Regions from separate parts of the Homo sapiens genome. Here all the other regions are linked to region 4. A link is a contact called in ENCODE Hi-C or POLR2A ChIA-PET data. All regions are on one chromosome and are shown on one strand. Each heading gives the region's core, a stretch centred on a gene start or an enhancer-like site at or near the end of the contact. The rest is flanking DNA. Distances are from core to core; before and after follow the strand shown.

Region 1 (4,528 bases), core at 58-2,557, 510 kb after region 4:
GGCACTGGGCGACTCAGCCAGGTGCGGAGGCAGACACGAGGCTCCATGGCAAGGCTGTGGGACTGTCCCTGGCAAAACAAGCCTCCCTTCACTTTCTGTCTTTATGACTACCCTCGCTGTTCTGTCACTTGATTTTACCTGAGGATCCAATTCTGGGGTAGGAACAAAGTTTCCTCCTGAGCTCTGACCATGCTCTGAGTTGGAAATCCGAAATACTGAAGGATTTCCAATTCACAGCAGCTCTATTTTGGATTTTGATTTATTTGTTGGAGTGGTTCTGAGCTATCACAGCCTCCCACTCGCCCCCTCCTCAGGGCTGTTCTTGGAGAGAGCAGCATGATTTCAGCCCATGAAGGAACAATCAGGCTCAATAAACCTAAGAGAAAATCGAAGAATAATCTAATGTTCTCAGTGCTCAGGTCTAAAGAGGAAGTGACCTCATTTCATAAGGGACAGCCATTGCTAGTTTAATAGAATAGCCTTTTGCATTATCACAGATGTAGCAGACTAGGTGTGTAATCATAGATAAAATAAAAAATCGTAGACAATTTTGAAGAAAAACCAGGAGCATCTTTTGAGATTACTTAAGGGAATACAAGGAATCTATGTATCCCTTTGCGTAAGATGTCCCATGCAATATATCCAGCCCCTTGGGTATTTAATGAAGCACTTTCAAGAGGATAAGAGGCAGGAGACCGGAAAGACTCCACTGGTGTTCTGCAAAGTGGAGTGTGAAACGCAAAGGTTTTTTTTTTTTTTTCCAGAATTTACACATCCAATGCCAAACCTAAGGAGGAAAGGAGTAAATGGCCAGAAGGAATAGGGATTTGATTGCCAGATGGTTAAATGTGGTGTGACAGTATTCCATTAAGAATTTTGAAACATTCAACATACATTCACTTTGCTTCAACGAGACCCAAACGGAAAGCATCTAGAGAGGCACACACGCAGCGGCGCTCTGCGAAACGTCTGTGTTTCACATGGTACTGCCTGTTTGCCTGTCGGCTCTCAATGCCACCCCACTCTCCCTGCCCTTCTCTGTAGGAGCTGGAAGCCTGCAAACTACATTTCCCAGAATCCCCAGCCAGCTTGCTTCCCAGTAGCCTCTGCCAATGGGAGACACTGGTGGGAGCTTGGAAGGAGGGTAGAAGGGAGAAAGAAGCTGATTTTATTTCTCCTTCTGTTGAAGTCTCTGGCAGTGGCAGCAGTAGCAGCAGTGGCAGCAGCTGCGGCAATAGCAGTAGCAGCGGCAGTAGGTGACTGAGTTTCTGCTCAGGTGGAGTTTCAACAGCAGTGGGGGCAGGGAGTGCTCTCGCAGCCTCTGCAGCAGGGCGTTCCTGGGCTCTGGATCTGGCAGCATCAGTGTCCGTGACAGGCAGCCCTTGGTGGGAGTTTAATTTCTCGGCTTCCTGAAAGATTTCCAATAACGGCCGTGGAGCAGCAAGTATCACAGCAGCTTCAGCCACCGAGCAATCACCGACTCTTTGTGGATCACACCATATTTCCTTTTGTTCAGCCAGCCTTAGGACGGTAGTAGTAGCTTCCTGCAGTTACTGGTCTCTGAATGATCTCAGCTCTCCCCTTTTATTCTCCTCCAGCTCTTCAACACATTTGCAGCCCATTTCCTAGGTTAACTTTCTTCTACTTGAAATTCCTAGGGTAGTTTCCGTTCTGCTGACTGGACACTGTCCAGTATACACGTTTATAAGGTAAACGCGAATTTTAAGGCAAATCAAATACAATCTCATTTTAATTCCTTACCCCAGCTGCATTTGTGGGCTTACAAAAGGAAAGAGTAAGCGAGTCTTTCTCCCAAAAGTTTGACAACAAAACTCAGTTCCTTGTCACATACCCTGCAGCCTCCACCAAAGAGGTCACCATGACAAGTATTCTTGAGCAAGAGACTTTCTTTTGAGAGATCTCTGTTCATAACCATAATGACATTAATAGTAGGTACCCGTTCAATAAGTGTCTTTTATATATTGGGCATTTCAAATACATTATTTCATTTAATTATCAGTTATAATAATTATCTATCTATCTATCTATCTATCTATCTATCTATCTATCTATCTATAGACAGGGTCTTGCTGTGTCACCCAGGCTGGAGTGCAGTGGCAAGATCTCAGCTCACTGCAGCCTTGACTCCCCAGGCCCAAGTGATCCTCCTACCTCAGCCTCCTGAGTAGCTGGGACTACAGGCATGTGCCACCACCATGCCCAGCTAATTTTTGTATTTTTTTGTAGAGATGGGGTTTCGCCATATTGCCCAGGCTGGTCTTGAACTCCTAGGCAGAATCGATCCACCTGTCTCAGCCTCCCAAAGTGTTGGGATTTCAGGCATGAGTCACTGCACCCAGCTTACTTGGCTTTTATTAGCAATTCATAAACTGGGCAGCACCTAGTTGATAAAATAGACAAGAGCTCCACTGGGAATGGCAGAACAGTAAGATTCTGTAAGGTAGTTTGAGCAGGAACAAGGAAACAGCATAGTACAAAAAGCATATTGGTTAATATCCGCTTACTTGGTTACTTCTGGTTATCTTGGTTACTTCAGGTTGCTTTCATTGTGTGGATTAAAACAGAGGGAACTTGCTTTATCATGCCACTCAGGTTGACTGGACTCCTTTTTTTTTTTTTCTTTTTGGCAACCTGGCCTGTTTTGGGATTTTACTGCTTTTTAAAGTTTTAGTTTGATTACGTGGCACTTAACATGAGTGACTCCATTTGGGTTGGCCTGTTGGGGCCCAGTGCAGGAATTCAGTCCAAAACAATGGTCTCTCCCAAGTTTTATTTAACAGTGGCTACGCACCCCTCTCTTTTTAGCATGCATACCTTTTGCCATGTGACTAAGCCATCCTTCCTACCCGGTGTCACAGTCTATTTCTTCACTCCCCAGAATTTAAGATGGTCTTGTGAATTACTCTGGCTTACAAAATGAGCCAGAAGAGGTATGTGAGTTCCAGAGGCCAGACTCAAGGGGTCTGGCAAATTCTGCCTTCACCCACTTGGAACATTGTCCTTTAAAGGCCCTGAAAGCAGCAGATCTCACCTGCATTGGAGGATGAGACGCCACATGAAGAAGAAAGAAGACGCCACAGACAGCAGCGCAGTACCACCTTCCAGAGATGTGAGTGTGACCGTCTTTGACCTTCTAGCCCAGCTGCTTTCCCTGAATGCAATGCATGAGCAGGCCAGGCAAAACTAGAGAGGGAAGCTGCCCAGCTAACCCACAGAATTATGAGAGATAAAAAATCATTGTCTTAAGCCACTAAGTCTGTTATGCAGCAATATATAGCATTCATTCAACTTTTGTCTCATGAATACTCTCATTTCTTTTATAAGTTCTTTTGTGGTTCAAATTAGCTCAAATCAGTTTCTGATGCTTATGACCAAATGCCCCTATGTGATAGATTTTGAGGGGTTAAGAAGCTTGCTCGGATCACACAGCGGTAAGTAGCAGCACTTCATCTTTAACCCACCTCTGGCCCACTCCCTTTCCATAGGTCCTTGTTGCCTCCCTCCCTAATCCCTTCCAGTCTAGTTTCCTCACTCATTTTAGCATCTTGAAGATGCCTGACCTTTTGTAACAGGCACTTAGAAGAGGCAATAATCAAGCTGTGAGCTGGAATACTGGGTTTCTCATCCAATAACCAGGTTGGCAGGTTGGTAACCATACAAGGGACTTTTCAAACTGGAGAATTAGTGTGCTGAGCACAAAGTGGTGAGTATTTTGAGAGTTACTGAAATATAATTGACATAACAATAAAAATACAATATTTAAGTGCATGTATTTCAAGTGTACGATTTGACAAGTTTGGTTATATTATATACACCTACGAAACCATCACCACAATTAAGAAAATGAGCATAGCTATCACACACAAAAGTTTCCTTGTGCCCCTTGGTAATTCCTCCCTCTCTCCTGCCCACATCTCTCCTTTTCCCAGGCAATCCCTGATCTGATTTCTGCCGCTATCAATTCGTTTGCATTTCCTAGAATTTTAAATAACTGAAAACATACATTAAGAACTCTTTTTCTCTGGCCGAGTATGGTGGCTCACGCCTGTAATCCCAGCACTTTGGGTGGCCAAGGCGGGCAGATCACCTGAGGTCAGGAGTTCGAGACCACCCTGGCCAACGTGGTGAAACCCTGTCTCTACTAAACATACAAAAATTAGCCAGGCATGGTAATGGGCATCTGTAATCCCAGCTACTCGCGAGGCTGAGGCAGGAGAATTGCTTGAACCTGGGAGACAGAGGTTGCAGTGGGCTGAGATCACGCCACTGCACTCCAGCATGGACAACAGAGCGAGACTCCGTCCCCAAAAAAGAAAAAAAAAAAGAACTTTTTTTTCTCCAGCTTCTCCCACTTAGCATAATTATGTTGAGATTCAGCCATGTTTTCCTGTGGATCAATAATTTATTTCTTTATATTGCCAAGTGGTATTCCATCGTATGTATATACCATAGTTTGTTTATCCATTCAACCACTGAAAGACATTAGGGTTGTTTTCTGTTTTGGGTT
Region 2 (4,132 bases), core at 826-3,325, 350 kb before region 4:
TATGCTACATTCTCACAAGCAATGCATAAGGGTTTCGATCTTTCCACATTCTTGCCAATCCTTATTTTCTATTTTTTTGACTAAAGCCATCGGTATCTCATTGTGTTTTTGACTTGCATTTCCCTAATTAGTGGTGTTGAGTATCTTTTCATGTGTTTATTGGCCATTGGTATATTTTCTTTGGAGAAATATCTACTCAAGTCCTTTGTAAGATAAACTTTTGACCACAGTTTGTTTATTTATTTAGAGACAGGGGCTTGCTCTGTCGCCCAGGCTGGAGTACAATGGCGTGATCTCAGCTTACTGCAACATTTCCCTCCTGGGTTCAAGCGATTCTTCTGCGTCAGCCTCCTGAGTAGCTGGGATTACAGATGTGCACCACCACACCTGGCTAATTTTTGTATTTTTAGTAGAGACGGAGTTTCACCATGTTGGCCAGGCTGGTCTGGAACTCCTGACCTCAGGTGATCCGCCCACCTCAGCCTCTCAAAGTGCGGAATTACAAACGTGAGCCACCGCGCCGGGCCAACCACAGTTTAACAACTATCCCTGGAAAGTGGTGCCAACACAGTTTTATTAAGCACTTTAAAAGAAAGTGAAATTCTTGCTTTTTTTTTTTTTGAGACACAGTCTTACTCTGTTGCCTAGGTTGGAGTGCAGTGGCACGATCTCGGCTCGCTGCAACCTCCACCTCCGGAGTTCAAGCGATTCTCCTGTCTCAGCCTTCCGAGTAGCTGGGACTACAGGCTCACGTCACCACGCCCAGCTAATTTTTGTATTTTTAGTAGAGACAGTGTTTCACCATATTAGTCAGGCTGGTCTTGAACTCCTCTCAGGGGGCCCCACCCGCCTCGGCCTCCCGAAGTGCTGGGATTACAGGGGTGAGCCACTGCGCCCAGCCAATGCTGTCTTTTAGGCAACAAAAAGAGAATTGATTATACTTTTGGTAATTAAGACCAACAAGTACAAAATGCATTGTGAAGGACGAAAATAGACAATCCTTACTGGAACTCCCCGGGACAGGCAGGGTAAGACCCATATTTCCTACCCTTCTTTGCACTTAGATGTGAACAATATTTATTAACTACTGGATTGTATACCATTGCTGCTATAACAAATTACTACAAATTCAGTAGTTAAAACAACACAGGTGTATTGTCTTACAGTGCTTAAGGTATTAAGTCTAAAATCAAAATTTGCAGGCTCTAGTTCCTTCCTGAGGTTTCAGGAGAGAATCCGTTTCCTCCTTTTGCAGCTTCTACCTGCACTCCTTGGCTCATTGCCTCTGACATCACTCCAACCTCTAGCTTCTGTGCTCACAGCTCCCACTACTGACTTTGAACTTCTTGTCTCCATCTTATAAGGACCTTTGTGATTCCATGGGGTTCACTGGATAATCCTGGTTAATCTTCCCATTTTGATCCTTAATCACATCAGCTAAATCCTGTCTGCCACATAAGGTGACATATTCACGTGTTGTGGGGACTAGGAGGTGCACATTTTTGGGGTGCCATCATCCTACCATACCTGAGAGTTCAACGAGAAGTTATTGTATTCAATATATTCTGCAGAGATCATTTTTACCTTAGATTGTTTTAACTACCCACCTCGTTTACCACTCGGCAAAGGTCTTTCCATTCTGAAACCAGCCTCTGGTCCACAGAACTAACTAGTGGTATGAACTGAAATTTGCTGATAGAAAATATCACAAACACACAGCCGCCGTTCTTTTTTATTCTTGGTTTGGTAGAGAATTACAAGATAATCAAGGCAGCTTTCCCTATTAACGCACGAGAACAACGGGGCCTACCCGCGCCGCCCTAGGCAGCCGGGAGCAGCAGTAACGCCTCTAGGGCGCCATGGCAACCACGCGGGCTGGACCGCCTTCTTCCGCGGCTCTTCTAGTGTGCGCGTCCCTGGCCCGGCCTCCACTCCGCCCGCGTGGAGCCCCGGCCTGGCCGCCTGCCCGCCGCGCTCTGTGACGCCCGCCGCGAGGGCCGCACGAGGCCCGGCGTGCGCCCCCGCCTCTCCCGAAGCGCCGGGCCCCACGCCGCCCCTCCTTTCCCTTTCCGCTCTCTCCGCCTCCGGAAGCGCGGGCGCGCGGCGCCGGGAGCCCGTTCAGGGCCGCGGGAGTGCGCCAGCGCCGCGCGTGGGGCTGTGGTGGCCGCGGCTCTCAGGTGAGGGGCGCGCGAGCGGCTCCTGGCTCCCTGCTCGCGGGGCGCCCGCCACGCTCCTTTCCGTTCGCATCCGTCTCCCCGCTCCGGAGCCCAGGCGGCGGCGAGTACTCGGGGTGGGTTTAACGAAGCCTGCGCGGACGGTGGGAGACCGCGCCCCCACGACAGGGGCGCCCGCGGCGGCGGGTCGCGGCGCCGTTCCACCCCGGTCCCCTGTGAGAATGGCGGGTCCCGCCCTCTCGCGCGTTCCGGGTGGCTTTGAGGGTCAGGATCAGCCCTAAATTGAGATTGGGCCGCGACCACATGCCGGGCCCTGACGACTTCTTCCTACTTGTAGGGACTCGAACCTAACCCACGAGGCCCGAGGGGTTATCTGCCTTCCGGGGACGGTAGGGGATGTAGACAAGAGCCTAGCGTTCCTGGAAACAGGTGTTTAATTTGGGCCGGGATTTTCATGTACCCAATTGGGCATCTTGTTGGAGGCCTACTGTGCTGTTTAACTACAGAAATGTATTGTCACAGTAACAAGATGACAGTTTAAAAAGTGCCCGGTGCTTTTCTGTGTATTTTCCTGATGTTTGGTGAAAGCATTAGTCTTGTTATTGCTGGTCTGTAGGACCTGGCAAGTGGGGCGTGCCCAGTGACTCTCAGGCAGCTTTGATAAAAACTTACCTGTCTCTTTTTTTTATTTTTATTTTTTGAGACAGGGTCTCGCTCTGTGGCCCAGGGTGGAGTGCAGTGGCACGATCATGTCTCACTGCAGCCTCCCAACTCCTGGGCTCAAGCGATCCTCCTGTCTTGGCCTCCCAAAGTCCGGGGATTACAGGCGTGAGCCATGCCCCTCCTGGCAAAACTCTGTCTTGATTGAGCACCAAAGGGTTGTTATGGTCTGATGAACTATCCTTTAATTTTATCCTTTCCTAGTCTGTTGTAAAGAGAATCTTAACTACTTTATTAAGTCATTTTTCTTATTCTCTGGTAAATTGAATCACTTACCTCGTAGTAAATGTTATCAAAAGAATTGCTCAGTGGATGGGATTGTTGGGTAAATTTTCCTGTAAATTAAGTCACATGAGTGTCGAAATCTTTACAGTAACTCTGTTGGATATTATTAACTAAAATTTAAACCTGAAAAGTCTCACAGGCACCGGACTATGCACCAGGGCGCATGAACTGTGACCACTTAGGGAGGCAGCTGGCTTCCAGCTCTTGGGGACTGCATGACCTTATCATGGAAATGCAGATAAAGGCATAGTTGTGGTTTGTGCTTCCGGAGGGGTGGGGGAAGATGGCAGGAAACTATCAAGGAAACTGGGTTGAAACCCGGTGATTTTTTTTGTTTGTTTGTTTTTTGAGATAGGATCTCACTCTGTTGCCTAGGCTGGAGTGCAGTGGCCTGATCTCGGCTCACTGCAGCCTCAGCTCCCAGGTTCCAGCGATTCTCCCACCTCAGCCTCCGGAGTAGCTGGGACTACAGGCGAGAGCTACAACGCCCGGCTAATTTTTGTATTTTTTGTAGAGGTGGGGTTTGGCCATGTTGGCCAGGCTGGTCTCAAGCTCCTGGGCTCAAGTGGTCTGCCTGCCTGGGCCTCCCAAAGTTACAGGCATGAGACTGTAACATGAGCCACCGCACATGAGCCTCCATGCCCAGCCACACACATACAAGGCGATTTTTCTACCCTCGTGGGTAGCAAAGAGCATGGCTCAATCTTAAATCTCCTAACTCCAAACTCCTTTGTGGGATAAACATTCTTTGAATGACTAAATTCATCAGGTTCTCCTTTGGGTACTGGGGTTATAAAGATGAGGAAGTGACGAGGAGCTCCCAGTCTGGCAAGGAGACAAGTGTAGGGGATGGGGGGAAAAACAAAAATCCTTTTTCCTTTAGCTGGGTCTGCAGCTGGGGCTGTAAGGCAGATTAACAGGAGAAAAGGCATACGTATTTTATGTTAATTTTT
Region 3 (4,071 bases), core at 604-3,103, 320 kb after region 4:
AGGATCACCTTAACCCGGGGAGGTTGAGGCTGCAATGAGCCATGAGTGCTATTGCACTCCAGTTCTGAGAGACAGAGTGAGACCCTGTCTCAAAAAACAAAAACACAGAGACATATACATAAATACTCTGCAGAATCTATGTATGTATGTATGCATTTCCCTGCAGAGGACAAAGGGCTACATAAGGGACACTACTTGTAAAGTTTTTGTTTTTTGCATGTGTGTTTTTTGGGGATGGAGATTTTTTGAGACTGGCTATCTGGCCAACTTCAAAATTCCACAAGAATGAAGATTGGGTGGCAGGCATTTGACTTGCACAGTTATGCATTTTATTTGGTCACCCAGGTCTTCCACACAACCCATTTCATTAGTCATTAGTCAAATTCAATTTTCTTTTTTTTTTTTTTTTTTTTAGACAGAGTCTCACTCTGTCACCCAGGCTGGTGTGCAGTGGCACAGTTTCAGCTCACTGCAACCTCTGCCTCTCAGGCTTAAGCGATTCTTCTGCCTTATTCTCCCGAGTAGCTGGGACTACAGGTGCGTGCCACCACGCCCAGGTAATTTTTGTATTTTTAGTAGAGACGGGGTTTCACCATGTTGGCCAGGATGGTCTTGAACTCTTGACCTTGTGATCCGCCCGGCTCGGCCTCCCAAAGTGCTGGGATTACAGGTATGAGCAATCGTGCACGGCCATAATTTTTTTGGTTTTCTTTTCTTTTCTAGAAAGAAACAGGGAGGAAGGAAGGAAGGAAGAGAGGAAGGATCTGAAGTAAATATGATAAAACTTTGTCGTAGATACCAAGGTGTTTAAAAATTGCTCTATGTGTTTTTCTTTATACTTATTTCAAACCAAAAAATTATTTCATCTTTGTAAACAATGAGGAAAATACACATAAGTTTTATAAAATGCAACACTCTCATCCAAAGAAGACTAATTTTAACATTTTGATGTATATGAGTCCAGACTGTGCCATACGTTCATTTGCCTACAAGTCCTAATATATAATATGCGTTGGTGCTTTTTGTTGTTGTTTTTTTTGGGGGGATAGTTTTTGAAGAAGCCAAAAATTTTTTAAAAAGTTCTATTTATAAGGTAGATGACTCTGAGGTTTGTTCTTTCTCTGAGTCTGCGTCGGCTCGCCTTCCTTGATTCTACGACGTTTTGTCACAGTTCCACAGTCCCGTTTGTAGATCGTGTGGGTTATTCTTCACCCCACTCTGTCCACTTGGGGGCTATCTCAGTCCATTTCAGATCTGAGACTGGACGGAGGCCGACACCCGTTTCCAAGCCAAGTCTTCCTGTGCGGCCGACATTCATCAGATCACCCTCCCTCTGTGAAACGAGGTCTCCTAACGGCACCCCCTGACTTTTTTTCGACACCCTCATACATTTGGCCCTCGGTATCCACAGTGTTCCCCACCGATGGATTCAATCAACCAGGAATCGAAAATATCCTTTAATAAATTGCATCTGTACTGAACACGTACAGACTTTTCCTTACCATTATTCCCTAAACAACACAGTATAACAATTATTTACATTGCATTAGGTATTAGAAATAATCCAGAGAAGATTTAAAGTACACGGAGGATGTGCGTAGGCGATATGCAAATATTACGCCATTTTATATCAGGGACTTGAGCATTCCGGATTTGGTATCAGCACAGGTCCTGGAACCAATTCCCCAAGGATGTGGAAGGAGGACTGTATCATTCAGGAAAAAGTACAATCCTCTGCGGTGCTGCCCCCAGCTCCCCGCCTTCACCACTGCGCCTGCGCCTCCGAGAACGGACTACAACTCCCAGGATGCACCGCGCCCGCCACCGCCCTGGCAGCCCGACTTCCTGCTGGAGGTTTCCTGTGGCTTGGGGCTCCGCCCGGTATGGGGAAAGTTTAAGGCGGAAGAGCCCTCGTTTGTCGGCTGCTTGGGAAGGTATTGGGAACAGCTTATGTTTTTCTTTCACAAAAAAGCAGCAGGCACCACAGAGAGAGACGGCTGTCTAGTTTTTTGTTGGGCACAGATCTTGCTTCTCTGAACCGGGAGAGAGGTGTTTGCCCCTCGCTGCGGGGGCCCAGCACAGGTGGTTCCTGCTGGCTGTTGTCCTTGGTCACATCGTCCTTGGAGTTGTAGGAATCCCTCCCAGACTGTGGGATAGGCTGACAATCTTGGATATTATTGTAGTGGTGAATGTTTTCTCTTTAAGGGATTTCAGTGGGAAATTTAGAGGAACGTAGAGGAGGCTGTTGGGTATTTTACCCTGCGTGCTTCCTTTAGAGATTGTTCTGAGCTGTGTACTTTGTAATCCTTGGGCCCGGGATTCTTATCATGTTCTTTTCACTGGTTTTGGTTAATGTGTTTGTTCTGAAGACAGTAGCCTGGGGGAATGAGACATCTCCTTAAGGCGCCGCTTGACTGACAGACACCCTTAATGTATGTAATTCATGGAAAACTACAGTCCCCACCTCACCCCCCTAAAAAAGCAAAACATCTGAGTTAGGGGGTGTGTCAGATTGAAATGGTTGAAGAGTGAATGGTGGCTGGAAGGTGAGCAGTTAGAAGTGATTGCAAATTCCTTTCCAGTATATTGTCAAGAAGGATAGGATGGTGGCCTGACACCCAGCTCTGCTATTTATTCTGTTATCTCTTACAGGTTAGTCTCCCTCTTTGAGTCTTAGTTTCTTGTCTGTAAAATAAGGGTGATATTACCGGTCCTCCCTGCTTGTCAGTTTTTGTGAAGGCAGTTCAAAATAAAGTATGTCAACATAGTTCCTAAACCCCACAGTCTCCCAAAAGTGAGTGAGTTGGTAATCAGTAGAGTGTCCAGTGTAATACAAGGCCAGGGCCGCTAGAAATGCCGTTCAAAGCAGACCGCATCTACAAAATACCTTCACAGTAACAGCTAGATTAGTGTTTGATTAAATAATTTAATTAAATAATAATAATTAATAATAGCCTAGCCAAGTTGACACATAAAACTAACCCTCATACCCCAGAAAGTCTTTGCTCAAATATTATGTTTTCCTAACATTTAAAATTGCAGTCCTACACACGTGTACATCTTCCCTAATATTCTCTCTTCCCGTTCCCCTAGCCTGCTTTCCTTTAGCATTTATTATCTTTGAGCCATCCCTGTATTTCTTATCTCTATCTTTATTGTCTTTTTGCCTTCTCTGGAATGTTAGCTCCACGTGGGCGGGGCATTTTTGTCAATGTTGTGAACCGATGAATCCTCAGCACCCAGCACAGCATCTAGCACACAGTGGGCTCCTAAGAAACCTTTGCAAATCACCGAATGAAGCATTAATGTGAGCACTCAGTAAATATTTTTTCAAATGAATTTAGAGCTGGAGTTCATCATGAGATATTCCTGAACAGCCTCAGTAGGAGAGAAGTAGGAAAAGGGTAGAAGCATGGCAGATTATAGGAAAAAAGAGAAAATTTTCAGAGTTTGACATCTAAGAAGTCGAAGATTTAGTGAAGAAGGAGCACAGACTTGGGTGTTAAGTTCCCTTTACCCCTTAGCTGTGTAACTTTGGACAGGTTGTCTAATCTCCTTGAACCTCAGTTTCTTCGTCTGTAAACTGGAAATAGTAATACTTATCATGTAGGGTTGTACCAGTGGTGACAAGTTGATGCGTTTAATGGGCTTAGCATAGGACCTGGCCCACAGTGAGTGTTTATTAAGAGGTGTCTGTTGCCATCACCACCATCATCATCATCATTATTCAATATCAAAGTGGGGAAATTTATAAGAAATCATTGAAGTGTACTAAAAGTAAAATTTTGGGATTTCAGTCTAGCCTGTGAAGTTGGGATGTTAAAAATCTGAAACAATGTTAACACACAAGTTTGGTTTGTACAGAGTGTCAGGGCATAGTCACTTTTGTGCCAGGTCCTTTTATTTTGTTTCAAAACAGAATGAAAATCTTTTCAGCATATATAGCCCATAAAACACAGTAATTGACATCAAATCCTTCAGTTTGCCCCAAGCTGCCACTTAAAGTGCAGAGTTAGTTGGTTCCAGGTCAGAGGTGCCATTCATTTATTTTCAACTGATACATGAGACAAA
Region 4 (4,446 bases), core at 850-3,349:
ATATTTTGTTATCCGAGAAGCCTGGCTTTCGACAAACCGTAGGATTGCTAGTATCTCTTTATGGAGTGGACTTGAACTGTTTATTGCAACTGTGACATGTGGCAAATCATTTTACTGTTCTGAGGCTTTACTTCCTTCTAGTTAGAATGAGCATTAGGCCGGGCATGGTGGCTCACGCTTGTAATCCCAGCACTTTGGGAGGCCAAGGCAGGTGAATCACGAGGTCAGGAGTTCAAGACCAGACTGGCCAAGATGGTGAAACCCCGTCTCTACTAAAAATTCAAAAATTAGCTGGATGTGGTGGCGGGCACCTGTAATCCCAGCTACTCGGGAGGCTGAGGCAGAGAATTGCTTGAACCCGGGAGGCAGAGGTTGCAGTGAGACAAGATCGTGCCACTGCACTCCAGCCTGGGTGACAGAGCAAGACTCCATCTCAAAAAAAAAAGAAAAAAAAAAGAGCATTAAATATATGACATCTTTAAAACTGTGTGGATTTAGAACTGAGGTATCTTCTTTGTTACCTGAGGAGGGAAACATGCTTATGGGGCTAATGTCATTTTAATTTTGGGGTAGGTCTGTCTGTCTTCTGTGGGGTGGGGGAGAGTGAAAATTTTCTCTGCTGTAGGTGAAGACCTCTAGGCTTTATTTTCAACTCATATGCCTCATGCTATTGTTCGAGAATCATCTTTTCTATTCATATAAGCTATATCATACTGATCTTTTTTTTAACCTTATTTATTATTTTTTATTTTTGAGATGGAGTCTCCCCCTGTCACCCAGGCTGGAGTATAGTGGTGCAATCTCAGTTCACTGCAACCTCTGCCTCCAGGGTTCAAGTGATTCCCCTGCCTCAGCCTCCAGAGTAGCTGGGATTACAGGCGCGCACCACCACACCTGGATAATTTTTGTATTTTTAGTAGAGACGGGGTTTCACCATGTTGTCCAGGCTGGTCTCGAACTCGTGACCTCGGGTGATCCGCCCGACTCAGCCTCCCAAAGTGCTGGGATTACAGACATGAGCCACTGCACTCAGCCCCCCTTTTTTTTTTTAACTTTAAAATCCACTTGTGACACTTTTGTAAAATACCATCAACCTTGTGTATTAAGCTACTGTTGTGACAGCCATGATAATTTCCCTCTGAAAATGGTTTGGAGACATGAAATAATAAAAATAACCTTTAAAATGCATTATCACTCTGATTCTATTAGGAAAAACGGAAGTCACTGGATTTAAACTATGTCAATGCCCTGTACTTTCTGTCTGTCAGTAGGTGCTGTAACTGTTGGCTAAATGATTATTTTTCATGCTTCCTTTCTCATTTCTGCTTTTTTAGATATTTAAAATGTCCTTGTTTCTTGGTGAGCAGAATTATTTCCTACCTCATGACCATGAGTCATGACCTTATACTCTTCTTTCAGTACAGGAGAAAGCTTCATTAATTTACTAATGCATTCATTCCACAAGTAAACTTCTGCAATCCTCGTTTATTCATATACTTTGACAAAAACAAAGAGACCCACAAGCTTTTTGAGTCTTCACAACCCAAAACATGTATTTGAAACTGAAAATTCAATCATTCCATGTTTATAGGCATATTGCTTGATAGAAACATATAAATCATTACCTGAATTTTTTTTTTTTTTTTTTTTTTTTGAGACGGAGTCTCACTCTGTCACCCAGGCTGGAGTGCAGTGGTGCAGTCTCAGCTCACTACAACCTCTGCCTCCCGGGTTCAAGCTATTCTCCTGCCTCAGTCTCCTGAGTAGCTGGGATTACAGGCGCCCACCACCACACCCGGCTAATTTTTTTTTTTTAATTTTTAATCGAGACGGAGTTTTACCATGTTGGCCACGCTGGTCTCGAACTCCTGACCTCTGGTGATCCACCCGCCTTGGCCTCCCAAAGTGCTGGGATTACAGGCATGAGCCACCGCGCCCAGCCTGGATTTTTTTTAATCCAACCCAGTTCCATATTTTCCTCTAGAGAGACTGACTCACCAAGCCTATCTCCTTTTCCTGGAAACACAATCAAATTAACTTTCCAGTCACCGCTGTGTCTAGGTGTGGCCATATGAGTAGTTCTCACCAGTGGAATGTAGTGAAAACGAGATGCTGTCTCTTAGGGACTAAGGAAGCTATCTTTCCTCTTCCGACATTTGCTGACTGGTCGATGCTAGATGATCTTGAGACCCTGTGCTGAGGACTGGAGAACTACAGGAAAGGAGCAGTATCTCTGAATTATCGTGTGGAAGGTCACTTGTCTAGCCCCTGATGACTGTGAGGTAAGTCGTTAGGGATCTGGGGTTGTCTGATACAGCAGTTAGCAGGTCCTGACTGACATATCCCTCTTATTCTTTAAGTTGAACAAATTAGAGACTGGAGTGTTTTGGGTAGCCTTGCTATATGGCATGGTCGAAGACGGTGCTTCGCAGGTGATTTACAACCCTCCTACCATTTACTCTGTCTTCATTTCAAGCAGTATAACCTATAATTTCCTAATCTTCAGCAGAATAGGAAAAGGGGCTCAAAGCCACAAACACACACGCTTCCTTTCAATGTACCTTTGTTGCTCAGCCACAGTGGCGAGTTCACGCGCCTGGCAAGACCTCTCCCTATTTGGGCATTTTGTGAATACAGAAGAATGGGCGCCCTGGTGTGACCCAACATCAGAATCCAAAACATGGCATCTTTACCTAGCCCTTTTCGCTTCTTTTAGATCATTCAATAAACATAATCTGTTTTCTTTCAAAATAACATGGTTATCTAATTCCCTTCATTAGCAGCTAGCAAAAGAGGCCCTGGGCTTCCCGTGAGCTAATTCACTGGGTCCCTGAGGTCGTTGCGGGCTTTCCCTCTCACTCTTGCAACAGACACAATCTCACTTCTTTAATGTAAAGTATGGTTTTTCTGTCGAAATGTGCTTCCTGTTTTCTTTATCGTAACTTACAGGCATGATTGCCTGGGTCTTCTCTCATTATTCCCAGTCCACTGCCTCTTCATATTTAGTGGTACTTCTGTCTTACTGGTCCCTGGAAATTTATCTCAGATCATTTCCTTTTGGGTCTATCTCTTCTTTAAGAGAAATAATTTTAAAGTCAAAGCTCCATAATACAGAGATCTGTTCTCTTTCCCACCATCTGTTTTCTGAACCTCCCCTCCTGGTTCAAGCCTCTGTAGGATAATTTGAACACAAACCATTGACTGCCAACTGAAATCGAACAAGATAATGTCCAATTTGCCCTTTTTTCTCTCTGATTTGTCCCAATGTTTACATTTCTCCATCAATCAATGAACAAATCACTTTGGTACAGTGTGCCAGTAGCTTTGAGAGGAGCACAGAAGCAATACAAGCAAGCTCACCAGTAACTTATGAGGCTCGCTTACCCAAAGCCATTCAAGAATAAGACAGTAGATAACACCAGCCACCTGGTGTATATAGAAAGTGCATTCAGAGGGCCGGGCACGGTGGCTCACGCCTGTAATCCCAGCACTTTGGGAGGCCGAGGCGGGCAGATCACGAGGTCAGGAGATCGAGACCATCCTGGCTAACACGGTGAAACCCCGTCTCTACTAAAAATGCAAAAAATTAGCTGGGCGTGGTGGTGGGCGCCTGTAGTCCCAGCTACTCGGGAGGCTGAGGCAGGAGAATGGCATGAACCCGGGAGGCGGAGCTTGCAGTGAGCCGAGATCGCGCCACTGCACTCCAGGCTGGGCGACAGAGCGAGACTCTGTCTCAAAAAAAAAAAAAAGAAAAAAGAAAGTGCATTCAGAATTGGGGAGGGGAGAGATCAATGTGTGTTAGAGCCAAGGAAACATTTAGTAAAGATGGAATTTAGCCCTTAAGGACTGTCAGGCCAGAGCAATAGGAAGTACAAACATTTCATATGTAGAGAATAACACGAACAAGGCACAAGAGCAGAAATATGAGTAACAGCCTCAGTGGGTCCTATTCGTTATGCACCTATCATGTCCCTTGCACTATGCCGGGCCCTTTGCACTCATTATATACGATGCTCACAGCAATCCTGAGATTGTGAGGCGGGTATTTTACAAATACAAGAAGTCAGTTTTAGAGAAGTACTAAATGGCAGACTCAGGATTCATGTCTGCACTTCATTCACTGCGTAGGAAGGTGAGGGTGGTTAAGGAGGTGCCACTCTGGGAGCAGAAGGCAGTCACTGGAGCAGATCAGTGGAGCTACGTTACGGAGATCCGGGATGGTCCGTGAGGATGCTGGGCCTCACCTGGTAAGCAACAGGGACTGCTGTAGAAGCTTTAGCACAGAAATAGGATGACAAACTTTAGTCAGACAAAATCTGAGTTCAAGGCCGTGTTCTGTGTTAGCTGTGTGACTGGGAACCACCGTTAAACCTGCTGAGATTGTTTCCTCCTCTATAAAATGTGTTCAACAGCAATATCAATGTATAACATTGAAAGGCTTAAATG
Region 5 (3,986 bases), core at 236-2,735, 450 kb before region 4:
CCAAGTAGAGAGCAAAGTCGTCTGTGTGGAGTGAGGGGGTAAAAGACTGAGTGATCAGAGGCCTGAGGTAAAGGGGCAAGTGTGGAATCTCTCATGCAAAGAGAGCTCAGCAGGACTGCCAGGAATGCTCAGGGCCCAGAGGACCGCTAGAGAAACAGAATGCTCCTCCCTAGGCATGGGAACTACATATCTGGACAGGTGAGAGCACACTCTCTGGAGGTGAGTCAGCACATACCTCGCTTAGATATGAAACTACCAATGATAAAAGAGCATTTGTGTTTTGTCTCTTGGTTCCCACGAGTGCAGTCTAAGTAATGGTTTGCACATCCTCCCAGCTGGAGACCTCCATCCGGTTCCCTAGGATGGTCATTACCCATCTCAGGTCCCAATTAGTCAAATGTATAACATAGCACTCAGGGAGGCTGCAAAATTAGCTGAAAAAACTTAGACACAGCACCATAATACGTTTTTATCAGAAGCAGCTTTTCCGGTACTTAACACAAAGGGCCACAGGCAGGCCTCAGGTCAATACATGGACTTGTTCAAGATGATCTGTCAGGTATTATCAGACATCTTTTCATCCCATTTTCATTTACTTCAATAATGGTTTCTGAACTTGTGTTATACTTGGCCAACAGTCAGGACCTGCCTAAAGAACTCACTAATTTAGCATTTATCTCAACAGGAAAAAAATAGTATTTCAGAGACTCCTTTGTGGGAGGATGAAGGTAAATGTAGTTTGCCCCAAAATTAGTCTATTGCAAACTAAGATGTTTTGTGAGTGTACCTAAGGAAATGCAAGCTTGGAAGACCTAATTTTTCAAGAAAACTTTTACTTTTAAAATATATATCCTTAAACTTCATAGTTTGTGTATAATGTTTAAGTTAATCTAAAAATTCTGGGACTAAAGTTGCCTCTTATTTATAAAACAAACCTAGACCTCAATTTTAATTTGGGGTTAAAACATGTTAATAAAGAGAGAGAAATATAGGAGAAAACTGACACCCATTTACCAACCATTACATTCTTTTTACCCAAAGAGAGCTTAAAACGCCTTTCTAAAAGGACAAAACCTAGAAGAAAATTCCAAAGAGAAGTAAGAAAGAGAATAACCCTTCCCTAAAACCCAGCTGCAAGGCTGGGAAGAATGTTTTGGTGCTCCGCTTAAATGTGGCTTGCTCACGTGAATGCGTTCTGTTTGATAATGGGCCATACAATGCCATTGTCTGATCACAAAGCTTGTTGCTAACAAATGCAACAGCAGCTTGTTGCTTAGATGGTTCTGTTTATTTTTGCCTCAGAAAGCGAATGCCACATTCAGAGCTAAATGACTAACGTGGAGCTCATGCATCCCATGCTGCTGGCATGCAAAAATCCTTGTAAATCCAGTGATGCAGATGAATACATTTCTTTGTGGCCTTAAAACCCATTCATCCAAGAAATATTCACATCAAGAAAAGTATAGGCGAGTGGGTGTGTGACAACACCCCGTGACCCAGCTCATGCCAGAGTTATGTGGCTGTTTCTCTATAGAGTGTTAAGTAGTAACACTGTGCATTGTTAGAAACTGGGTTAATCACACAACATTTAATCTAGCTTTAAAAAGAAGTGGCCAGTGAAACACCGGATGGCAGTGTGTCTTTAAACTGGTGCCAAGATGAACACACACATGATGTTAGGTTAGTGCAAAAGTAATCACGGGTTTCGCCATTACTTTTAATGGCAAAAAAAGTGATTACTTTCGCACTAACCTATAATATTCCAAAGCAATTAGTTCAAATATTTACTGTTTTTCCGTCTAGATAGTCTAGGTTCTACTGAGATCAGAGCAAAAGGAAATGGGTGAATTTGGGTTCATTTGGTGAAAAAGACATTTATATTAGACATTAGGTAAACCCTTTTGGCTACAAAGACATTACAACAGACTTACGAATAACATCACAGAAATGCTTTTCGCTATAAATCCCCTGCCCATGATATAATTCTTCCTTAAGCAAGTGAAGTGGCTTGCAGTAAAACAAAAACAGCAACATCTAACGACAACTGTTAGATGCTATTTCTAATGAGGCAGCAGAGAGCAAAGTAACTTAAAGTGCAAACTCATGACTCCAGAAATAGTACAACTGGATTAAAATGGCACCACTGTGCTTTTCAGGTATAAAAAAAGAAAAACACCAACAGTAGAATATTTTCCTTCCCTCATAACATGCTATCATGTTCCAGGGCATATCATAATGGCAGCATCCTCAGCAGACTCACTGAGGGATTTAATGGATAATACAGGGCAGGGTTTCTCAACCTCAGCACTACTGACATTTTGGACAGGGTAGTTCTCAGCTGTGGGGGGCTGTCCTGTGTACTGCAGGATGTTTAGCAGCATGCCTAGCCTCTACCACTAGATGCCAGTAGCATCCCTTCCCCCAAAGACGACAACCAAAAATGTCTCCAGACTATTGTCACATGTCCCCTGGGGAGCAAAACTGCCACCTCCTACCCTCCACCTGGCCCCACTTAGCAGTGCTGATACAGAGGTACAACCTGCTCCTCTAACAAGAAGGTTAGAGCAAACAGAGGACAAGGCCGCACCCTCCTTCCCCTTCCCTCACTCCTCAACATGGGCTCTCTTCTCTCCTCTGCCCAGGATGCTCAGGTCTTCTCGTGAAATGCAGGCAATCGACATATGGAATAGAGACTTCCTCCCTAGAAAATGCTGGTTCTCCAATCAACTGTATGTGCACTGACAGACTAACCAGCTGTTGAATCTTTCTTGTATATTCAAATAAAAGTTTTAGGCTGGATGTGGTGGCTCATGCCTGTAATACCAGCACTGTGCAGGGCTGAAGTGGGAGGATGGCTTGAGGCCAGGAGTTTAAAACCAGCTTGGGCAACACAGCAAGACTCTGTCTCTATAAAAAAAAATTTAGGCCCGGTGTGGTGGCTCACGCCTGTAATTCCAGCACTTTGGGAGGCTGGGGCAGGCAGATCACATGAGGCTGGGAGTTGGAGACCAGTCTGATCAACATGGAGAAACCCCTTCTCTACTAAAAACACTAAATTAGCCGGGCATGGTGGCGCATGCCTGTAATCCCAGCTACTCGAGAGGCTGAGCCAGGGGAATTGCTTGAACCCAGGAGGTGGAGGTTGAGGTGAGCCGAGATGCGCCATTTCACTCCAGTCTGGGCAACAAGAGCAAAACTCCATCTCAAAAAAACAAAATAAGTTTAAAAATTAGCCAGGCGTGGTGGCATGCACCTGTAGTCCTAGCTACTCAGGAGGCTGAGGCAGAAGGATCACTTGAGCCCAGCAGGTCGAGGCTGCAGTGAGCCGTGATCACTAAAGCCAGGAGTTTGAGGTTACAGTGAGCTATGATCACGTCTCTATGTTCCAGCCTGGGTGACAGAGTGAGAACATGTCTCTAAAATATAAATAAGTAAACAGAAGTTTTACTAAATCCTCTTGATGGAAGGGTTCAAGAAACAGGTATATATTTACTTAGGGACTAGTCAAGATTTGAAGTGAGAAATGGTACTTGACCTCTTAACACAAAGCTGGCAGCAATTCTCAGTAGTTACCAATCATCACAGACTTCTTCAAAATTATCTAGAAATCACCTCAACAGTTGCTAAGGAACTCAAAAAAATATTTGCCTTACTTTTCAACCTGAGGCTGGTATGTCCTTTTTTGAAAAGAACAAATGGGCTTCTCTTACCACTCTAAACACCTGAGATTTCATAGTCTAACGTGTCACTCCACTTCAGTGGAGAGTATATTTGAGGAATAGCAGAAATCGTACAGGAGTTGATGGCGGAATCACTCACTTTATGATGGAGAAGAGTACAGAGACACATGGACTTTGTGCAGCCCGGCCAGGGTGTGCCCACTGTGTGCCCTGCCTTGCTTTTTTTTTTTTTTTTTTTTTTTGAGACAGAGTCTCGCTCTGTCGCCCAGGCTGAAGTGCAGTGGTGCAATCTCAGATTACTGCAAG
Region 6 (4,099 bases), core at 175-2,674, 400 kb before region 4:
CTGTAATCTGGTTTATATTTTATTCTTTCAGTAATCTCAATTTGGACTAGCCACATTTGGGGTGCTCTATAGCCGCTGTCTAGTGGTTACCGTGTTGGACAGCACAGTTTCTAAAGCCTATTTAGAAAGAAGGTGAAGCCAGTGTGATGTTTGCAAGAAGCTAGGTCTTTTGAAAAATAAAATATTAGTGGGCTTGGTGGTGACTCCCCACAGGGCCCCAAGGGAGAAAAACATTTAGCTACACACTCCTGCTCCAACTCGAGGGTACCAAGGTTATTTTTTATCACTTCTTGTTTCTCAGAGGTTTTTTTTTTTTTTTTTTTCACTTTTCAAACACTGTTTGATTTGGCTTAATTGCAGATGTCATTTCAGATAAATAATTTATCCTCCTGCTTTTCTTTGCTTGTCTGCACACTACTTTATCCCTGGGAATCCTACGTGAACCAGATCTACTTCACAATTCCCTACGAACAACTAACCTATACGTGTCAAATAATTTTTTAGCCTAGAATTTGGGGTTCATTTTATACATCTTGGCCACTACACACCAAATTAGAAGCTTCAGGATAATAAATTGGCTGGGCACAGTGGCTCATTCCTGTAATCCCAGAACTTTGGGAGGCCGAGGTGGGAGGAACACTTGAGCCCAGGAGCTTGAGACCAGCCTGGGCAGCATGGCAAAACCCCATCTCTACAAAAAATACAAAAATTAGCCGGGTGTGGTGGTGGACGCCTATATTCCCAGCTACTTGGGGCTGAGGTGGGAGGATCATTTGAGCCTGGGAGGTGGAGGTTGCAGTGAGTCAAGACAGCGCCACTGCATTCCAGCCTGGGTGAGCAAGCAAAACCCTGACTCAAAAAAAAAAAAAAAAAAAGAAATTTAGGTGAGCTCTCTGGGGGGAGGGATTGGAGGGTGGGGAGAGGGAGAGTCATTTTTCTTAGAAAACTGAATGGCAATGGAATCACATATTTGCAAGTGCCCACAGGTCAAAGGAAGCACAATTTTGGTATTAATATTCTATGATGGCTTTTTTCATGGTTGAAATATCAACCATGGAAGTATATTCAATGTTTTTTCACATTTCCAGTATTTTTGCAATTCAGCTTTATAGCAATTTATAAAACAGCATTTTAAATTTCATAACTCAAAAACATGCAACAGCATTAGGATTTTTGTTCACAAACAATGACACAAAGGTTTAGATAAATTTTCAGAGTGATTCCAGCAGCCTCAGTTGTAGGGATAAGATAACTGTGCCTTCCAGCTGAGAACAATTAATTGCCAAAGACAGAAAAAAGATCTATCTCAATCTTTTACTACTCAGCAAATAAAATGTATAGAGGGCTTCTAGTCTGTAAGGTGGAATCAATATCCGTATCACTAAGCACTGGACACAAAAAGGAAGGTAAAACAAAAGCAAAACCAGAAAACAAGGCACATGAAACTCTCAGTCACGTTCTGCTCATTTTCAGATATTAATTTGAACCTATGGTTGTTATGTTTTCTAGATTTTGCAAAAAGTAGCTACATCTCATCCCTAATGGTACTATTCCATTAAGGAAAAACAGCGGAAATGGTTTCTGACCCAGATGAAACTGCAAAAACAGGAATGGGTTGATCCTATAATCTCATTTATTGGCAACAAACAAATAGACCACAGTTCCTACATAGTAAGTGAGTTTCGTCCCTTCAGGAAATTGAGGCTCAAAGAAGTGAAGTAACTTGCTCAAAGAGGTAGCAAAGTCAAGACTCCTACCTGCCAATCACTCTTTCTACTCAGCACACTGTAGTCCTGCACATAGGTGAACAAGATAAGCTGCATGAGTAAAAGATAGGCAAAACCTAAAATAGCATCCTCGTCCACTAGATATCCAGTTTGTTTAAAACACATTTACATGAAAAAATATATGTAAAAGGCTGTACTTTGTAAAACTGCTGTACAAGACACAAACAGAACCAACGAGTGAGGCCAGGTGCGGTGGCTCACACTTGTAATCCCAGCAACGACACCTCTCTTCAAGCTAAGTATCAAAAAACTATACATAACTTAAATATAAAAAGTACGGGCTGGGTGTGGTGGCTTACATCTGTAATCCCAGCACTTTGGGAGGCTGAGGCAGGCAGATCACCTGAGGTCAGGAGTTCCAGACCAGCCTGGCCAACGTGGTGAAACCCTGTCTTTACTAAAAATACAAAAATTAGCCGTGCGTGGTGGCAGGCGCCTGTAATCCCAGGTACTCCAGAGGCTGAGACAGGAGAATCACTTGAACCCAGGAGGCGTAGGTTGCAGTGAGCCGAGATTGTGCCACTGCACTCCAGCCTGGGCGACAGAGCGAGACTCTGTCTCAAAAAAAAAAATAAAGAAGAAAACAAAGCCATGATTCTAAATATACATTATATAACCATATAAACTAATTTACACAAGTACACATATCAACAAAATACTTTAAAACATACCCTACGGGTCAACTTAAGGAGACAGAGAAATTCGTAACCATAAAATTATTTCATGGCTTTTATTAAGAAATAAACATTCAAGGTCAAGACGCCAACTAAAGAAAAAAAAAAGAAATATACAGAAACAATACAATTAATCACAATGAGAAATGAAAGAACACTTATCCTCACTACCAGGCAAAAAAATCTTTCTTCTAAAGGCATGATAACACCCACCACAAATTCAGGTGCTATTATCATTCAAGTATATCTAGTTTTAGAACTGCTCTCAAAGAAATGAGTAGGTAAAAAGGAGGCCACTGGAGATGAGAGAGAATGAAGTAACATGATTGGAACTTTAGTTTTAGTTAGGTTAACCTGAAAACAGGATTTAGGGTAACAAAGTAGAGAAAAACTATAGATGAGGACACAAGTTAAAAGGCTCCCGCGTTAGTCTAGACAACAGGATGTTAGGTAATCGCTACCCACAAATTTTCAGAACAAGGAATGAGCTAAGTAAACAGTATAAGAAAGAGAGCTTCAAGAGGGCCATTTTCCCACCCTTGTCTTTTCCCCTGAGCGATTTAGAAATGCGATTCAGAGATACATGTCCTGCCCATGAGGTACAGCCCCATGATCATGAAAGTCCACGCCTGGGTCTCTTAGAACAAAGAGACAGTCCTCATTCAACCAGAAACTTGTCTAATGACAATGATAAACAACAACAGCAACAATTCTATTGTTCATTTAGATGGTCTTTTATGGTTTGTAAAGTTTTAAAATGCAATGCAAAGTTATCTTCTGGAAAGATTTGGGGTTATTAGTTTATGTGATTGATAGAGCTATGTATTTATCCAACAAAAAAAAAAGTATACATATTGCATGTCACTGGGAGAAAAGCATGAACTAGAACTCGATGAGTTGAGCTTTCTAAAGGGTGGGAAAAGTCATGCGAGCCTTGCTTCCTCTGTGCCACCATCTAATTCCCAGGCAGCCAGACATCTGGAACAGCCATACGGTGGGCCTTGGAAAAAAGACTACCACATAAAGTTTGCCTTACCTAGGACCTGTTGCAAAGCTGTTAAAAGTTCTACATAAAAGTTCTGTTCTCCATAAAATTTCTGTTATACTTTGACAATGACCTTGCAGTATCTTCCGCTGTCATGATTGTTTTCAAGTTATGACCCTGTGTATGTAACAATTACTTATGGGCATATTTACCACTGAAATTCAGAAAAGCATTAAGAGCCAATTAAAACTAGCTGAAATGTGCTCACTTTGAAATGTATATGTAGGCTGGGCATGGTGGCTCACGCCTGTAATCCCAGCACTTTGGGAGGCCAAGGCCGGTGGATCACCTGAGCTCAGGAATTCAAGAAAAGCCTGGCCAACATGGTGAAACCCCATCTCTACTAAAAATACAAAAATTAGCCGGGCGTGGTAGCTCATGCCTGTAGTCTCAAGCAACTCGGGAGGCTGAGGCACGAGAATCACTTGAACCCAGGAGGCGGAGGTTACAGTGAGCTGAGATCATGCCACTGCACTCCAGCCTGGGCAACAGAGTAAGACTCGGTCTCAAAAAAAAAAAAGAAGAAAAGAAAAGAAAAAAAAGTCTGAAATGTACATGTAACATTAATTGCAAAAAATGAGGGTAACGGTATT

Evidence for each region. Hi-C counts contacts between places; a loop is a spot of excess contacts on that map. ChIA-PET counts read pairs that join two places held with the same protein, here RNA polymerase II (POLR2A). Pooled maps may share reads with other maps.
Region 1: a map with no recorded cell type shows a loop between it and region 4 (2.2-fold over the local background). The contact joins the enhancer-like site here to the promoter of MIR3945HG in region 4. A Hi-C loop is called at or near these places in 2 of 37 single-sample maps with no recorded cell type and 2 of 50 pooled maps. POLR2A ChIA-PET finds 5 or more read pairs at or near these places in 1 of 52 experiments (H1).
Region 2: a loop to region 4 is called in a pooled map, with 2.6 times the contacts of the local background. The contact joins the promoter of CFAP97 here to the promoter of MIR3945HG in region 4. A Hi-C loop is called at or near these places in 9 of 37 single-sample maps with no recorded cell type and 5 of 50 pooled maps. POLR2A ChIA-PET finds 5 or more read pairs at or near these places in 2 of 52 experiments (GM10248 and activated B cell).
Region 3: a loop to region 4 is called in a pooled map, with 6 times the contacts of the local background. The contact joins the promoter of LINC02427 here to the promoter of MIR3945HG in region 4. A Hi-C loop is called at or near these places in 1 of 37 single-sample maps with no recorded cell type and 4 of 50 pooled maps. POLR2A ChIA-PET finds 5 or more read pairs at or near these places in 1 of 52 experiments (activated CD4-positive, alpha-beta T cell).
Region 5: a map with no recorded cell type shows a loop between it and region 4 (4-fold over the local background). The contact joins the enhancer-like site here to the promoter of MIR3945HG in region 4. A Hi-C loop is called at or near these places in 4 of 37 single-sample maps with no recorded cell type and 2 of 50 pooled maps.
Region 6: a map with no recorded cell type shows a loop between it and region 4 (2.8-fold over the local background). The contact joins the enhancer-like site here to the promoter of MIR3945HG in region 4. A Hi-C loop is called at or near these places in 2 of 37 single-sample maps with no recorded cell type.

What each region holds. Positions count from the first base shown.
Region 1 is chr4:184,340,555-184,345,082 of GRCh38, reverse strand. It overlaps LINC02363 (long intergenic non-protein coding RNA 2363), which reads left to right. Exons shown (of 3, transcript NR_040108.1): 3 at 3,030-4,052. Among named protein-coding and RNA genes, the nearest start is that of LINC02363, 11 kb to the left of the region's middle. Within about 2 kb of position 1,307, at least 31 of the 41 ENCODE cell types and tissues checked have a DNase peak (open chromatin) inside an H3K27ac peak, as active enhancers do.
Region 2 is chr4:185,201,943-185,206,074 of GRCh38, reverse strand. CFAP97 (cilia and flagella associated protein 97) reads left to right here and starts at 2,075. Exons shown (of 5, transcript NM_020827.3): 1 at 2,075-2,177. It also overlaps a transcript of SNX25 not described here. RefSeq lists enhancers at 923-1,012, 1,123-1,232 and silencers at 1,992-2,163, 1,773-2,542.
Region 3 is chr4:184,535,365-184,539,435 of GRCh38, reverse strand. LINC02427 (long intergenic non-protein coding RNA 2427) reads left to right here and starts at 1,853. Exons shown (of 3, transcript NR_147158.1): 1 at 1,853-1,934. RefSeq lists enhancers at 1,513-1,842, 1,913-2,122.
Region 4 is chr4:184,853,305-184,857,750 of GRCh38, reverse strand. It overlaps MIR3945HG (MIR3945 host gene), which reads left to right and starts at 2,099. Exons shown (of 3, transcript NR_132989.1): 1 at 2,099-2,282.
Region 5 is chr4:185,303,595-185,307,580 of GRCh38, reverse strand. All of the region lies in intron 6 of SNX25 (sorting nexin 25), which reads right to left. Among named protein-coding and RNA genes, the nearest start is that of LRP2BP, 90 kb to the left of the region's middle. RefSeq lists a silencer at 1,092-1,386 and enhancers at 910-1,410, 1,496-1,555, 2,591-2,780, 3,669-3,768. Within about 2 kb of position 1,485, at least 11 of the 41 ENCODE cell types and tissues checked have a DNase peak (open chromatin) inside an H3K27ac peak, as active enhancers do.
Region 6 is chr4:185,253,401-185,257,499 of GRCh38, reverse strand. All of the region lies in intron 2 of SNX25 (sorting nexin 25), which reads right to left. Among named protein-coding and RNA genes, the nearest start is that of SNX25, 46 kb to the right of the region's middle. Within about 2 kb of position 1,424, at least 4 of the 41 ENCODE cell types and tissues checked have a DNase peak (open chromatin) inside an H3K27ac peak, as active enhancers do.